Regions from separate parts of the Homo sapiens genome. Here region 1 is linked to region 2. A link is an interaction called in ENCODE POLR2A ChIA-PET data of the cell type or tissue named here. Cell type or tissue: PC-9. All regions are shown on one strand.

Region 1 (2,500 bases), 110 kb before region 2:
AGGAGCAGCTAGTGCTGATTTAAGTGGCATCAAGTGCAGAGTTTCCCAAACTACACAGTTTCTTTATTCAACCCCTTTTCATACAAGCACATATAAAATCACATGACAAAAAGAGAGAAAAAGCAATTCATTACTTTTCATCCCCATTTGATGTTAAGGTCCATGGTCCTGGCTACACAATCATTCACACATCCACGTACAGTTTTCACAAAGTATTTTTTCATACAGTAATCCGTGTAGCTTAATAGCATTAGCCACTAACAACGGTGTCTCCCTAAATGAAGCATTTTTAGCCCCTCTCTTACATCACCACAAGACGGAATACCTCTTTTCTTTCATTTTCCCAGAATCGATAACATAGACAACATCATCGATGGTTATGGATGTCTCAGCAATGTTGGTGGAAATTATAATCTTAGTTACTCCTGCAGGAGGTTTTACAAACACAGCCTGCTGCTCTTCACTGGATAAAGATGAATGAAGTGGGTGAATAACACATCTGGAAGGAAATAAAAGCACATGAAGTATTCTAGCACCTAGCACCGAAACTAGATTACAGTAGGTGAATTTCTACTAAAACCAACAATATGACTTCAGGTATTAGCAACTTCTCCACAACCTGTCCTCAGAGCTCAGCTCTTCTACATAGTAAAGTCTTGGCCGGGTACGGTGGCTCACACCTGTAATCCCAGCACTTTGGAAGGCTGAGGCAGGCGGATCACCCGAGGTCAGGAGTTTGAGATCAGCCTAGCCAACATGGTGAAACCTCGTCTCTACTAAAAATACAAAAATTAACCAGGTGTGTTGGTGGGCACCTGTAATCCCAGTTACTCGGGAAGCTGAGGCAGGTGAATCACTTGAGCCCAGGATGCAGAGGTTGCAGTGAGCTGACATCCTGCCATTGCACTTCAGCTTGGGCGACAATAGTGAGACTCCGTCTCGAAAAATAAAATAAAATAAAATAAAATAAAAGGTAAAGTCCTTTCTGATTTTTACAAAATATTTACTTAGTTCTAGGAACCAAAAACCTCATACCAACTTGGGAAAAATGTTGGAGTGTAATTCAGTAGTAAATAATGAAGAGGAATAAATAATTGATATTCTACAACCAACAAGCCTAGTGCAAACTAACCAGCAAAGAATTATTCTTCCTTTAAATACAAGATGAGCCTGTAACCCCAGCTACTTGTGAGGCTGAGGCAGAAGAATCACTTGAACCTGGGAGGCGGAGGTTGCAGTGAGCCGAGATCACGCCACTGCACTCCAGCCTGGGCCACAGAGCGAGACTCTGTCTCAAAAAAAAAAAAAAAAAAAAATATATATATATATATATATATATATATACACACATACATATATATACACATACACACACACACACATACATACACACACACAGAGAAGACAGGCAATGACAATGATGTAACCTCAGAAACTTCATTCTTACATTTTAAGGGAGTGTTCGTTTGTCAAATAGTTTTCCCCTTAAAAATGAAGACACACCCAGTGTGTCTTGCTCCTGGAATAGGAACTATTGAAGATGATTTTCTCTCATAATGGTAGGACTTCTTTGTTGTTACTAATGCTGCCTTTCCCCCACCTTCCCCCACTATCTGGGGCTCTGACATCTAAAATTACATGCAAATTTGCTGAGTCACTATGCTAAGTGAAGAGAATTTTTTTGAAACGGAGTTTCACTCTTGTTGCCCGGGCTGGAGCGCAATGGTGTGATCTCAGCTCACCAAAACCTCTGCCTCCCGGGTTCAAGCTATTCTCCTGCCTCAGCCTCTTGAGTAGCTGGGTTTATAGGTGCCGGCCACCACACCCAGCTAATTTTGTATTTTTAGTAGAGATGAGGTTTCTCCACGTTGGTCAGGCTGGTCTCCAACTCCTGACCTCAGGTGATCCGCCCGCCTCGGCCTCCCAAAGAGCTGGGATTACAGGCATGAGCCACTGAGCCTGGCCAATATTTTTCTTTAATAAAAAGGGAATAACTGATTTCCTGCAGCAAATAGGTTTGCTCATTTCCAGCTGGCATAAACAAATGTATGCTCGAAGACTGGTGCTCTTCCAGGGTCTAAAGAGGGTGATGATATCTTTAGAGGTAACTGCAATGGATGATTAAGAATATAGAAAGCAATTAGCTTACCGATTACTACGTCTGTTGTTGAAAAGAGAATTAGACTGTAGCTGTTCATAAAGCATTTTGATTTCTGCTAGTCCTGGTAAAAATACAAGTATAGCACCTGGGTATATAAAAAGAATCAATATGTGGGTAAGCATAGGCACAGAAAAGAAACAAGAAAAATTTTTTTAAAAAAGAATATGATAAATGAAGTAAATGAAAAACTAATATAGATTATAAAGCTGTTTTTAACCAAAATATGCAATAATCTGAGAATTTCGCCTGTGGTCTCAGCTACTCGGCAGGCTGAGGTAGGAGGGTTGCTTGAGCCAGGGAGGCGGAGTTTGCGGTAAGCCAAGATTGTGCCACTGCACT
Region 2 (2,500 bases):
CAGCATCATTAATTGAAAATACCTTCTGTTTCCCATTGTTGTATGTAGAAAGTCAAGTGGTCTTATATGGGTATCTAATTTTAGACTCTCCTTTTAAAAATTCCAATTATCAGGTAATTGACATCTTGACAGTATTGAGTCTTCCATTTAAAGAACATGGTATATCTCTTCATTTATATAGATCTTGAATTTTTCTTAGCAATATAACAGAAACTTTACTATTTACATCATCAATGTTTTTAGTTTTTAATTTATTTTTATCCATTTAGTTTTTCAGAGGTGGGGGTTTCCCTTTGTTGCCCAAGCTGGCCTCAACATCCTGGGCTCAAGTGATCCACCTGCCTCAGCCTCCCAGGTAGTTGGCACTACAGGCACAAGCCACTATGCCCAGCCATCTTTTTTTTTTTTTTTAAAGAGCATTTGCCTCCGTCATCCTATTCTGCTTTGGCCCAATGTACTCCCATCATCCTGGGACTTTCCAGTCTTCTTAAGAATTCCCTTTATATTTCTCCTCTGTTCGATTCCTGTTTGTTGCTGTTGTTGATTTTTTTCATCTTCTGTATCCTTGGTTTCTTGGTTTACTCCTGGTTTTGGTGGAACACATCATCCAGTAGTTTCCACATATGTAATCACTTGGCGGGTCCTTCTTGCCGGCTTGCTGTGCAGGTGGAGCTGATTTACTGCAACTGCTGTATTGCAATTGAGAAAAAGTTGAATAAACGTACAGCAAGCTATTGCAGCAGACCAGAGTTTATTACTCAAATCAATCTCCCTGAAAATTCAGAGACTGGACTTTTTTTAAGGATAATTTGGTGGGCAGGGGGTTATGCAGATGAAATCACAGGGATGTGGTCCTCATATGCTGAGTCAGCCTCTGGGTGAGGGCCACAGGACTAGTTGAGTCATGGGTGTAGGTCCAGGTGGAGTCAGTCAGCTTCCAGAAATGCAAAAGTCTGGAAAAATGTCTCAAAAGACCAATCTTAGGTTCTACAGTAGTGATGTTATCTATAGGAATAACCAGGGAAGTTACAAATCTTGCCACCTCCAGAACAATGGCTGATTATCATTTAACTATGCCTACATCTTAGTGTAATTCATAATATGAATTCATAATTCATAATCCTAAACTTTTGGCCTTTCATTAGTTTTTCAAAGCCAGTTTGGGTACCAAATTGGAGGGTGTGGGGTTAATTTGGGGAAGGGCTATTATCATCCTTGCTTTAAGTTGAACTATGAACTAAATAAATCCCAAAATCTCAGCCTATGCTCAGGAATGTACAAGGGCAGCTTGAGGTTAGATATAAGATGGAGTCAGCTATGTCAGATTTCTCTTGCGGTCATAATTTTGCAAAATGCTTTCACATAGTTGATTAATAATTTGGCCAAATAAGACATCTTTTTTCCTCATGATTTTGAAGCAATTGTTCCACTGTCCTCTAACTTCTAATTTTGCTATTAGGAAGTCCAGTACCATTCTGATACTCAGTTTTTTGCATGTTACCTGATTTTTCTTTTTCTTTTTTTTTTTTTGAGACGGAGTCTTGCACTGTCACCCAGGCTGGAGTGCAGTGGTGTGATCTCAGCCCACTGCAACCTCTGGCTGCCAGGTTCAAGCAATCCCCCTGCCTCAGCCTCCCGAGTAGCTGGGACTACAGCCGTCCACCACCACACCTGGCTAATTTTTGTATTTTTAGTAGAGATGGGGTTCACCAGGTTGGCCAGGCTGGTCTCCAATTCCTGACCTCGTGATCCGCCCACCCCGGCCTCCCAAAGTGCTGGGATTACAGGTGTGAGCCACTGTGCCCAGCCCGTTACCTGATTTTTCTATCTGGTAACTTTTAGGATCTTGTTTTTATTCGTGGTGTGCTAAACTTTCACAGTGATGTGATATGCCTTGTAATGATGTGAGTCTTTTTTATTAATTTTGCTGGGCACAAGGGTCCTTTTCTCTGGAAATACATGTCTTGGGATTTTTTTTTTTTTTGCCTGTTATTAATTTGATAATATCTTCTCATCCATTTTCTTTCTTTTTTCTGAAACTTCTACTAATTTGATGTTGGACCTCTTGGATTGATTTCTCAACTGCCATCTTTTGCTCTTCTATTTTTCTTCAATACATCTCTCCTTTCTTTTTTTTTTTTTTTTTTTTGAGACAGAGTCTTGCTCTGTCACACCCAGGAGGAGTGCAGTGGCATGATCTTGACTCACTGCCACCTCTGCCTCCCGGGTTCAAACTATTCTCCTGCCTCAGCCCCCTGAGTAGCTGGACGACAGGTGCACACCACTATGCCCAGCTAACTTTTGTATTTTTAGTAGAGATGGGGTTTCACCATGTTGGCAAGTCTCGACGTCTTGACCTTCTGATCTGCCCACCTCGACCTCCCAAAGTGCTGGGATTACAGGCGTGAGCCACCACGCCCAGCCCCTCTTATCTTTTTTTTTTTTTTTTTAAGAAAGGGAGATTTCTTTTCTTCATCTTCTACCCTTTTAATTTTTTCTA

What was found. ChIA-PET counts read pairs that join two places held together with the same protein. Peaks named below come from ENCODE experiments on the same cell type or tissue, not always from the same donor. Only the 100,000 strongest peaks of a DNase experiment are listed, where the experiment ranks them.
Region 1: POLR2A ChIA-PET joins it to region 2 with 5 read pairs; 2 of 35 experiments call an interaction of 5 or more read pairs at or near these places.

Annotation. Positions count from the first base shown.
Region 1 is chr2:38,826,191-38,828,690 of GRCh38, forward strand. It overlaps DHX57 (DExH-box helicase 57), which reads right to left. Exons shown (of 24, transcript NM_198963.3): 14 at 2,150-2,246; 15 at 326-499. Among named protein-coding and RNA genes, the nearest start is that of DHX57, 48 kb to the right of the region's middle. RefSeq lists an enhancer at 1,497-1,791. In PC-9, no CTCF peak of the experiment used is centred here; a DNase peak (open chromatin) is centred at 1,561; H3K27ac peaks cover 1,065 bases.
Region 2 is chr2:38,940,036-38,942,535 of GRCh38, forward strand. All of the region lies in intron 9 of ARHGEF33 (Rho guanine nucleotide exchange factor 33), which reads left to right. The region is part of intron 2 of LOC105374471 (a long non-coding RNA gene); the gene reads right to left. Among named protein-coding and RNA genes, the nearest start is that of ARHGEF33, 51 kb to the left of the region's middle. In PC-9, no CTCF peak of the experiment used is centred here; no DNase peak of the experiment used is centred here.